Linked DNA regions of Mus musculus: region 1 is linked to region 2. A link is a loop called in an ENCODE intact Hi-C map of the cell type or tissue named here. Cell type or tissue: left cerebral cortex. All regions are shown on one strand. Each heading gives the region's core, and the rest is flanking DNA. Links, peaks and the distances in the headings are about the cores only.

Evidence for each region. A loop is a pair of places that touch in the nucleus more often than their neighbours do. Peaks named below come from ENCODE experiments on the same cell type or tissue, not always from the same donor. Only the 100,000 strongest peaks of a DNase experiment are listed, where the experiment ranks them.
Region 1: a loop joins it to region 2, with 3 times the contacts of the local background. A loop is called at or near these places in 5 of 42 quality-filtered maps.

Annotation. Positions count from the first base shown.
Region 1 is chr11:74,351,625-74,357,415 of GRCm38, reverse strand. No RefSeq gene overlaps it. Among named protein-coding and RNA genes, the nearest start is that of Olfr411, 6.8 kb to the right of the region's middle. In left cerebral cortex, for the core only: no CTCF peak of the experiment used is centred there; no DNase peak of the experiment used is centred there.
Region 2 is chr11:73,278,693-73,284,483 of GRCm38, reverse strand. It overlaps Trpv3 (transient receptor potential cation channel, subfamily V, member 3), which reads right to left. Exons shown (of 18, transcript NM_145099.3): 5 at 5,414-5,568; 6 at 4,546-4,722; 7 at 2,670-2,810; 8 at 611-891. Among named protein-coding and RNA genes, the nearest start is that of Trpv3, 14 kb to the right of the region's middle. In left cerebral cortex, for the core only: a CTCF peak has its summit at 2,648; DNase peaks (open chromatin) are centred at 933, 1,335 and 2,705; H3K4me3 peaks cover 382 bases; H3K27ac peaks cover 887 bases.

The sequences.
Region 1 (5,791 bases), core at 476-5,475, 1.1 Mb before region 2:
GAATGTGGGTGCCCTTGCCTTTGGGGAGTATATATTCAGAATTGAGACATCATCTTGATAGACTTTTCCTTTGACTAGTATGAAGTATCATTTTTCATCTCCTTTGATTAATTTGGGCTGGAAGTCTATTTTATTAGATATTAGAATGGCACTCCAGTGTGCATCTTAGGTCCATTTGCTTGGAAAACCTTTTCCAGCCCTTAGTACTATGAGGTAAAGTCTATCTTTGATGTTGAGGTGTGTTTTTTGTATGCAGAAGAATGATGGATCCTGTTTTTAATCCATTCTGTTAGCTTGTGTCTTTTATTGGGGAATTGAGTCCATTTATATTGAGAGACATTAATGACCAGTGACTGCTAATTACTGTTATTTTGTTTTTGTTGTTGGTTTGTGTGTGTGTGTACACTTCCCTTCTTTTGGTTTTGCTGGTGTGAGATTATTTATTTCCTGTGTTTTTGAGGATGTAGTTAACCTCCTTGATTTGGAGTTTTTTTTTCCTAGTATCTTCTGTAGAGCTGGATTTGTGGATAGATATTGTTTGAATTTATTTTTTCTAGTATTTTCTATAGGGCTTCATTGGTAGATAGATACTGTTTAAATTTGGCTTTGTTATGGAATATCTTGTTTTTCCGTGTATGGTGATTGAAAATTTTGCTGGGCTAGCAAGTAGTCTGAATCTCTTTGAGTCTGCAGGACATCTGCCCAGGCCCTTCTGGCTTTTAGAGTCTCTGTTGAAAAGTCGGGTATAATTCTAATAGGTCTGCCTTTATCTGTTGCTCTTTTCCCTTCTAGTTTTCAGTATTCCTTCTTTGTTCTGTAGTTAAGTGTTTTGATTACTATGTGGCAGTAATCAAATGGGATGGGACAGGACTTTCTTTTCTGGTACAATCTATTTAGTGTTCTATAAATGTATAAGTGCTTTATACATTCATAGTCTTGTCCTTCTTTAGGTTAGGAAAATTTTCTTCTATGATTTTGTTGAAAATATTTTCTGGGCCTTCTCCTCCTATTCCTATTATTCTCAGGATTTATCTTTTCATAGTGTCCTAGATTTCCTGAAGTTAGATTTAACATTTTCTTTGACCAGTGTTTCTATTTCTTCTATCATACCTTCAATGCCTGAGATTTTTCTTCCATTTCTTATATGCTGTTGGTGATGCTTGTGTTAGTAGGTCCTGTTCACGTATCTGGATTTTCCATTTCCAGAATTCCTCAGTTTGTGTTTTCTTTATTACTTCTATTTTCATTTTTAAGGTCTTGAACAATTTTATTTCTTTCCTTCAACTTTTTTTTTGGCTTTCTTTAAAGGATTTATTTCTTAAATACATTTACTTCAATAGTTTGTTTGTGTTTTCCTGTATTTATTTAAAGGATTTCTTTATTTAATCTTTTAGGACCACTATCATCTCCATAAAGTTAGTTTTAAGTTCATTTTCTTGCATTCAGTGGTGTTAGAATATTGAGGGCTTGCTGTGATAGGATAGCTGGGCTCTGGTGGTGACATTTTGCTCTGGCTGTTGTTGATTTTGTTCTTACACTGGCATCTAGCCATCTGTGTTTGTGGTTATCATATGTCTAGGTCCTGATTTCTGAGTTTATATTTGTTATATATGTTTTGTTCCTTGGTTCTTGTTTCCAGTTTGGTCTTTGTGGCTTGGATTTCTGTCAGACAGCATAACCTCTGGTCCAGCAAGGAGTCTCTGTCTGAGTTGAGTGCTAGACCTCTGGCAGCTAGTGTGACCTTGGCCCAACAGTGGGGCTCTAACCGAGTTTGTGGTGGGGCACAGTGATTAAGAGGGGAGTGGTGATTGTAGATAGTGGGGGTCATGAAGACAGTGGAAGAGGTCTGTGTGTGGGTCTTCTATTGGGGTTCTGGCAGCCAATGTGGTCTCTAGTCCAGCAAGTAGTTTCTGCCTGAGTTGGGGACTGGAGTTCTGGCAGCTGGTGTAGACTCTGGTCCAGCAGTGAGTCTCTCTGTCTGAGTTTGCCTATCTGTTCTTCCGGCAACCATGGAGGAGACAGATAAGCAAACCCTTCCTTCTACTCAACCTAATTGGGATCCCAACACTAATGAACCTCTAGATGCCCACTGTCATGCCTTCCTGACTAGAATGAGAACCACTGGAAAGCCAATTAATCTCTCTAAGGTCTCTGAAGTTCTCCAAGGAAGTGAGGAATCCTGTGCTGGTTTCTTGGAGTGACCCCTCAATGCTGAGTAAGAATATATCATGATTAATCTGGGGGCCCTAGAAAACTAGCAATCTATGAACATAGCCTTTGTGATGCAGTCAGCCTCTGATACTCAAAAGATGTTACAAAAGTTGGAGGAAGTCAGGTCTGAAGTCATGAACGTAGTGCAAAAAGTCTTTAGTATTAGGGAGATCAAGGAGAGAAGAAAAACAGGGACAATAGGAACAGAAACAGGGACAAAAATTGTGCAAAGAGAGAGTCACAAAGCGTATGCTGATAAAGTAAGTTTAAATAGTAACCTTGCAAAAGATCATAACTTTATTTTACAGAATATATTTAAATTTTTGCTAGGCATGTTTTGTTTTAGAAAAGGTCTATGTAGCATAGGTTGGCCTTAGACTCAGTATATAGCTGAGGATGACCTTAAATTCCTGATCATCCTACTTCCACCTCCGAGTGCTGGACCTATAGGCACTGCCACACCTGTCTTAATATTTTTGCACTTTCATTTTTTAATATAAGTATCTCAGTACCTGAAACTGAAAACATTTTTCCATTTTTGAGTATATGACAAGGAAGTCATTGTTTTTGTTTGTTTGTTTTTCCTCTATAGATCTTGGATTCTTACAGCACTGTTTACTGAAAGGCCTGCCCATTTTCCTACCCCTGAATACATCATTCTCTAGATGGATGCATGGTATATATCAAGTTTACACAGAGTATTTCTAGGCCTTCTGATTTGATGTTTGGATTCGTTTCTCTAATTTTAATCAAATATGACATGTTTTCTTCTAAGATATGTTGTGATGGGCAGAACAGTCAAGTACTAAGAATGCTACTGTGTAGGTGATGGTAGCTTTTAGATAGAATTCCTGACACTGGAATTAGCATGCCTTGCTTGTGGGTGCCAGGCTCCATGCACCCTATCCCTAATGAGGCAGACACTGAACACTTGCACAAGATGAACTACAAATATCTGACGGTGAGTATGTGGCCTCTCACCCCTTCCCACTGGCTAACATCATACAGATGGAGAGATCCAGGACTGCATGTGATAGAGCCGACACAAACCTCAGTCTTGAAGGTAGAAACAGAATCACGGAGGGTAGGTAAAATGGACAAAATTGTGTTTCTCAGCAGTTGGAAGAAGAGAAGAAAAACTGTCAAAACTTGATTTGGAAATTTGAGTCCCTGCTCTGCTGCATCAACACTGGGCAAACCAGTAAAGCTCCTCTGAGCCTGTTTCCTTCCCTGTAGTTGGGCAAATACTGAGGCTACATGAAAGAGCTTTTATGCATTTGAAATATAAATAAAGAAAATATCTAATAAACAAGATTTAAAAAGGAGCTTTTATGAAGATTAAGATACATCAGCAAAATAACAATCGGTTTTTGTTATTTTATCATTCATAGTATTTGTTGATTCCTTAGTATGCACTTTGTGTATGTTTAATTTGATTTTCAGGTCAACCCTGGGTAGATGAAATGGTACTCTATTTTCATTGAGAAGATCAGCGGGTCTGGCTGCTTTTCATCCCATACCAGGCTGCCCTAGAAATCATGAAAAGGGAAGAAAGGTCCTGTGCCCAAGGAAGGCACATCCTCTACCATGATAGGAAAGTCCTGTTTAGCCGAGGTGCACTTAGGTGGGGGGGGGGGCTGGACTAAGATCCCATCCCATCTGTATTAATCTCATCATTGGGACCTTCAGCTTATAAGGCCCTGGAAAATCAGTGTGCAGTGGCATTTCTGGGTTGGACCATCCTAACAGCTCAGGTCTTCTACTGCCTTCCCCTCATGAGACCCTTCCATGCACCCTAGGACCCTGCTAACAGCATCCTGAGGGGGAAAGATGCTACCTTCATGTGGCACTCATTAGGCATGTGAGTCTCGAGAAAGCATCTTCCTTTTGTCTCTTTTTCTTGTGCCCCCTTCCCATTGCTAGGTCATTCCACCTGGGACCTGGTTTTCTCTGCTTAGGATTCTCAGAGACAGCATAGAACAACTCACTTAGGCATCGTCCTTAGTTCCACAGTGACTGGAGAGAATGAATACACTAGACTTCATAATCCTCATGTGAAAAACGGGATTGCTGGGCTGGAGAGATGGCTCAACAGTTAAGAGCACCAACTGTTCTTCCAGAGGTCCTGAGTTCAATTCCCAGTGACCACATGGTGGCTCACAACCATCTGTAATAGAATCTGATGCCCTCTTCTGGTGTGTCTTAAGAGAGCAATGGTGTACTCATATACATAAAATAAATAAATAAATCTTTAAAAATAAAGAAAAACGGGGTTGCTAAACTCCCTCGTTACTCTCATGGAATTAATGAGAGGTAGAACAGGGGATGGGGTGTGAGGACTTTTTTTTTTCTTCAATAGTTAAATGTCACAAAGCATTATTATTTGGTTCATTAAAAACATGGGTTACTTTTTGGATTGCAGCTCCCTAAACTCTTCCTTCCTGGGAGGGCTAATTTCTGAGGTCCCTAGAGAGTGATGCTATGGTGGATGGAGCCCCACAGTGGGATGATCTCATCTCCATTTTACTTCTTTCCTCATGTATGACCCCGCCTTGCTCCCTGGGACTAGGGCCTGTACAGTGCCTCCCTCTCTCCTTTCTCTTCCAGAGAAGCCTTACCTAGCTCAGGACTTGCAACAGGTAAGTGAGTACTCCTGGGAGCTCCCTTTTGCTCCTTGAGAAGTCACTGGAGCTGCTACCAAATGAGAAAGAATCTTATTTCAGAGGATTCAAGTCTTGTTTAGATAACCCATTGAATGAAACAAAAAGCTGGGCAGGGGTGGGTAGTCACCCTTGCCAGGGCCCTTCTGTCATCTGGCAGATTCCCTGGGTGAAACCTGCTTACTTATTGTTTCTAATGGGGGATGAGCACATTCAGAGAATCCAGCCTTTCTGCCTGGACCCAGCCATCTTGACTTCATCAGAGGGCCTGACTGAGACTCTCCATCAGACCCTTAGAGTTTGGTTGGGACATCAGAGAGTCCTTAAGGCTCAATTTAAGAAGGCCTGCATCTCAGGCTGGATGCATGAGAATGGCAGGAGGACTTTCCTGCCAAGATCACTACAGTAGCCTTGTGTGAGACCAACCTCTTGGATGTACAGACCTAGCTCATCCCAGAATCTTGGGAATGACAAGTAAGTTCCACCTGCACAGAACAGAGGTCATGGGATTCTCTGTGAGCTTCACTCTTCTGGTTTGGCCTTATTTATTCATAGGGCCTTGCCCTCCTAATTGACAAATTTTGGGGGGCTGTTTGGGAAAAAAAATCATGCGTGAATAAGTCAGTTGTTTGAATTCTTCCTAATGAGTCCTTAGAAACATCTCATAGAAACAAAGATTAAAAAATCCCACAGCAGTGCATCTGTGCCTTTCACTCAAGCTTGTACTTCCTATAAACACATCACTTTCTCATTTTGCATAGTTTCTGGCTCAGCCAAGAGACCTCCTCAGCCCCTTCAGCCCAGTCCAGTGTCCCTTCTCACTGAAGTCATGTTGGTCTCGTGGCTTTAGTTCTAAAGTTCATTCAGCATTTATTTTGGAAATACTGAAAATCTACTGCATATAAACTAGGTATTGAGAA
Region 2 (5,791 bases), core at 464-5,463:
AAGATCCATTTCCTGAGAAGAAATCTTATATCAGCCAGACCACAGCTCCAGCCACAGAGAAACACATCAGCCTGTCCCAGCCTAGGTCTTCCCAAGGTGCTCAGATCAGCCTGGAGTTCTTTGACCACATCACACAGGCAAAGGGGCCCATATAGCCACACTGTGCTGGAGAAGAAGCCTGACCAACAGACTAAGATCCTCCTATTTGCCAGGGAGAAGCCCATTGGCTGTGGACCCAGAGTAGCCATTCTGGAACCACTGCCCCCTCCCCAGCCCTCCCCCCAAGAAGCAAGCCTGAAGGACAAACACACAGCCTGTGGTTGAGTGTCACCACTCAGGAATGCTCAACCACAAAGCACCTGAGATATTGCATCACCTTGGCCTCAGGGATTTCCCAGTCTGGCCCCACCTAGGAAGTCCCAGGAAGAGAGCATGAACTCAGGGGTGCAGGATTGATGTCTTGGGGTGGCCCACGTGCTGGATTTCACTGAGCCACCACTGCACTTCCAGACCTAAGCTGCAGCCTTCCCAGAGTTGAGGCTGGAGCCCTGTGGGCTCCTCAGAAGTGCACCACGTTTCCCCAGCCCCCACATCTGCTGCGGGGCCCCACCTCAGCCTTGCCCATCTTGGCAGCCAGCTGCAGTGGTGTGAGCCCATCGTTGTTGCGCATGGTCTCCAGCTCCCAGTTGCCACTCCTCAGCAGGATCATGTCATACATGCGCTTAACGAAGTCATTCTGAGTCTTGAAGTCCTCAGCCACTGTCACCAGCGCGTGCAGGATGTTGTTTCCCCGGGAATCCTGGGAAGTGATGTCTGTCTGCTCATTCTCCATCAGCAGCTGCACAATCTCAGGCTGGTTAGTACACGCTGCCAAAGCCAGGGGTGTCTCGCCTGGGGGGAGGGGAGTGACTGAGCTCAGTCCTCTCATAGGCCAAAAGCAATATCCTCCAGGCCGCAGTCCCAGAGGCCCAGATGCTGGCCATCACAGCGGCACTGACCCCTGAGGCTCCCTGACCACCTCCCCTTTGCTCAGTGAAGACTGAAGTGGGTTTACACCATAGCCACCTGTGCTCCCTGCTCCCCACTGACTTTCCAACACTCTGCTCAGCAGAGGAGCAGAACATCTCCTCTAGGTCCCCCACTTACCCAGCACCCTGCACAAAGCCCTCTCTCTCATCCTCTCACCCATGCTCACACCTCTCCTGTCACAATGGCCTCCTTACTCCAACAAGAGACATTCTCTAAGCTCTGGGCCTTTGCATACACTGCTATGCTTCCTGCAGCTGCTCCGCGCTGACCATTCCCAGTCTTCGCTCAGATCCCACCTTCTTGGTGACTCACTCTCAATGCCCTATTTAGATTTATAAACCCTTCCACCCACCCAGACAAAACTCTGGGTTCTTCTCCCTCTTTTTACTCCCACCTGTGCCCTCTCTTTATTCCACCCAGCAAATGTTTCCCAACTCTGGCTTTAATTAGGTCCTAGGCTGGGCAATGAGGACACATGACTGACCGAGCAAGAAGCTGTCCTCAAAGATTCCCAGACTCATCTGGTCCTGCTGACTAAAAACCCAAAGGTGGGGAAGATGGCTCAGTGGGTAAGACTGCTTGCTGTGCAAGCATGAGGAGCTGGGTTCAAATCCCCAGCACCCATGTAGAGAGCTGGGCATGGTTGGCACAGGTGCAGAGACAAAGTCTCTGGGGCTTACTGGCCACCCACCTAGTTCCACCACATTTTGACTCAAGGGAAAAGGATGAAAAGTAATGCAGGGAACACCAGTGTCCCCTCTGTCCTCTGTGCCCACATTCACATACACCTCACGTATAAACCGTACATACACAAGAGAGACAGAGAGACACAGAGCAGTGACAGTCAGGCCCAGTGGGGCTTCCAACCACCCATCCTGACTGGGATGGTGGTGGCATAAAAGTAACAAAACTGTACACTAAAATGGGTGGATTTCACTATACCTAAAGTACACATTTTTTTTTAACCCAAAGAATTTGTAAAGGCAATGTAAACATTGTCAGAAGAGGGGGAAAGATGTTTGTGCCAATTCTAACCTCCCACCAAAACATACACACATACATGTACATGAACACATACACACATACATGCACACGCGCACACACACACACACACACACAGAGAGAGAGAGAGAGAGAGAGAGAGAGAGAGAGAGAAATGAAACAGTAAATAAACCAGGTTTGAAGGAAGGACATTACAGAGTCTGTCCTTTTGTTTGACCACAAAGTTCTGGAGGTTCTGGAACCTCAGGCTTACACAGAAGCTCCCCCTGTAAGGACATCTTTCTAACACACACAACAAAACTGGGTTTGGATTGCTGCGCTGTCAGGGATTCTCCCCCTTCACTCTGCCAGTCTGTCCAGATGTCACACACACACACACACACACACACACACACACACACACACACACACGTCTTTATTCTCTCTGCAGGTGTGAGCCCTACTGCTACCAGGTAGTACTGTCAGGCAGGCTCCTCCACCTGACTCAGCACCAACCCAGTCGTAATGCACATGCGCGCACGGAGGAGACTCTGTGTTGTAGCACCCCTGTGTGGTAGGGCTGGTCGCAGCAGAGCACAGGACAGAAAGCCCCTCCTCCTCCTCTCTCCCCCATCTTCCGCTCCTGCGGCATCACCTACCAAAATAGAAGCCTTCATGCTGGTATTTGGGGTTGAAGAAGACCCCCTTGGCGTGAGCATTGACGTCAGCACCCGCTGCTATAAGCACTGCTGTGATGTCTCCCTGGCGCCGCTCGATGGCGATGTTCAGCGCTGTCTGCCCTGTAAATAGCCGGCATGGGTGCTCAAGGACCTAGGACAACCTAAAGCTGATCTTGGAGTCCCCTTGACTCCAGGTGGCAGTAGCTGACTGAAAATACTAAGGGTGTAGATACCATGTATGGGGATACCCTGTTGATACCAGTTGAATTCTGGGAAAGCAGGAATGAGCTGCACCCCGCAACAGAGAAAACCAGAGCAGGGGTACCCATGACCTGCTGCAAAAGCAACAGCAAGGGCTTGGTAAAGAGGCTAGGGAAGGCTGAAAAGGAGGATGTGTGGCCAGGACAGAAAAGCCTTACTACAGGGACAAATAAGGTTAGTACATTAACTCTATCAAAAATGTGTTCAACCTCTCCATGGGGGAAATCGACCATGAGCAACAAACTCCAAACTTGCCCTCAAAAGGATTTCACTAGGCAGGTCTATTGGCCCAGTTATTCAGCAGACAGGGGCAGGAAGATCAAGACTATCTGGGCTGTGAAGTGAGTTCAAGGCCAACCTGAATAACTTAGTGAGACTGTAGCTCAAATGTTTTTAAGAAGAGGTGGGGATATAGCTCCATGGTCCAAGCACTTCCCAGGACCGCCACCCCAAAATTGAAGGGATCTTGTGCCATAGGATCCTGAACTATAAACAAAAAGAAAGAAAAGCACAGAAGGGGTGGGGGGAGGCAGGACAAGTAAGCCTCAGACACTTGTCTGAACCTCCGCAGGACTGGTGTCTGCTCTCAAGTGACAGACTGAGAACAGGATGTGGCTCACTTTCACTCTTTTCGTTCAGCCATCAATCACAGCAATTCCTCCCCGGGGTTCCCGCCCCTCCTCCATAGTGCCATGACTTTCCCTTGTGAAAGTATGTAGAGTTCAAATAATAAATCAAGATTGCTTTACCCATGAGGAGGGTTAAAGACCCCTATCTGAGCCCCTCCCCCACCCAGAAAAGTTGAGGTGTTTACACCTCCTGGCATGTCAGCAAGACAGCTGATCATGAGCTAATCACTCCTAGTAACTGTGACAAGCTGTGTACTGACTCCAGAGACTCAGGGCATAGCCCGTTAACAGTTCATAGTGTGTTTCCTGGTCAGGGAAACAAGGTATTAAATTATATTCCCTGGCTCCACAAAACCAGACTGAAATGGGACCGCTTCTATCATTCATGACTGCAGGGCTGACTGCTGGCTTTGCTGGCCCCCTACCCAGCTCTCCAGCCTCATCTCCAGGCTTCTGCTTCCTTCTTTGTTCGCTTCTTTGCTTTGTGGTTCTTGAGAATCTAACAGTGTCTTGCACATGCTAGGGAAGCTCTCCTCAATTGAATAACACCCCCAGGCCGTGCCATCTTCCTAGTGTCAAATCCAACAAGCCCTGGCCCATCTTGGGGCTCTGACCCTGACCCTGCTCTGAATCCTTCCCATCAGGTAAGCTTTGGTCAAGCCCACCACTGTACAGTTGCTCACCCCAGTCACTTTCTGTCACATTACATCATCTTTACTTCTGTTCCTGGCACATTCCATATAAAGTCGTCTTTTTACAAGCATCAAGGTTTCCTGACTTGTTCACCCACGCTCAGCATTATTTACAGGGAAAAGAAAGGCTAAGATGGGTGCCTGCTACATATTTGACTTCTCCATAGCCAAAGTGCCTCTGTGAGGCAAGATGGGCTGTATCTGTAGCCACACCCACCTTGGGAAATCCCAACCTCTTCCCCTTGCCCTTAGGTTGCCTCTGCCTTCAGGTACCTTCATAGGCCTCTTCCGTGTACTCAGCGTTGATGAACCTGTCCAGGATGTCGTTCTCCTCAGCGAAGGCAAGCAGAATCCGCACGATCTCTTTGGTGTTGGGATTGATGTTGAGCAAAGCCTTCATCAGGCAGGTCTTCCCGGTGTCTGAGGCTGTCAGCTTGTGCATGAGGAAGTCTACAGACAGTCAAGGATAAAGGCGGGGGAGGAAGGACAGACGGAAGTCTGCAGACAGTCAAGGATAAAGGCGGGGCAGGAAGGACGGACGGAACAGTGGAAGCTGCAGCCTCACACCTTGGAAGCATGCCCGCTACCCTGCACTGGGGGCTCCCAACCCTGTGCTACCAGATCCTCTTTTTTTCCTCTCCCCAGTCCTCCTCCAGCTCCCTTCCTGGCTTGCTATTCAAGGCTCGCTACCATCTGGCAGAAAGACAATGTCACCTGAAGCCGAGCTGCCCATGTTGGTGCCCCATCATATCCCTCCTCGTGGTCTAAAAGTGCATCTCGGCACCTCCCCGTCAACCTTCTTCTCCCCTTGATCCCCCAACAGCTATGGACTCCCAAAGCCTTTAATTCCCGTCAATGCCCGAGGAACACCCCCCTCCCCCAGTCCCCAGGCCTGCTTCAGAGTCCCAACACTTTAGAACAACAACCCTCTCCAGATTTACTCCACACAGTAGCCAGACCACGCCCTCTTACTGCCTAAACCCATCCATGACTCCCCGTGGTCCTCTAAGTCAAGCACAAGATTGCTATCCCAATATCCAAGGTGCCTCATGCTCCAGCCCCACAAGAGATGGAGCAGGGTTCAAGCCAACCCAACCATGGTCCCTGGGGCCTGCACTTTATGCCAGGGTCGGGCACTGACCAGGCACATCCAGGCCGCGGCGCCTCCTGCAGAGGTCCTGCAGATCCTGTAGGAGTTCCCGCAGCTCCTCCACGCAGCCCTCGGACACAGCCGCGAAGATGCGCTTCTTCAGTCGCTTCTTCTTCTGCCTCTGTTCTTCCTTGGCCAGGTTTGCGCTAAGACCAGAAGGCATTGTGAATTCATCCTGCATTCGCCTCCCACTCCTACTCTCTTCCTCTCCACCACCAGAGCTACTAGTTTCCGGGCCACTGCTCCAACTCCTATGCCTCCTACATCTTTGCCGATGCCCATGTTTGTGTTCTGTGTTTGGTCAAGCTCCTCTTCCAATCCATATGTAATCACTTTGATCAGAATACACCTGCATACACATGGGGATGA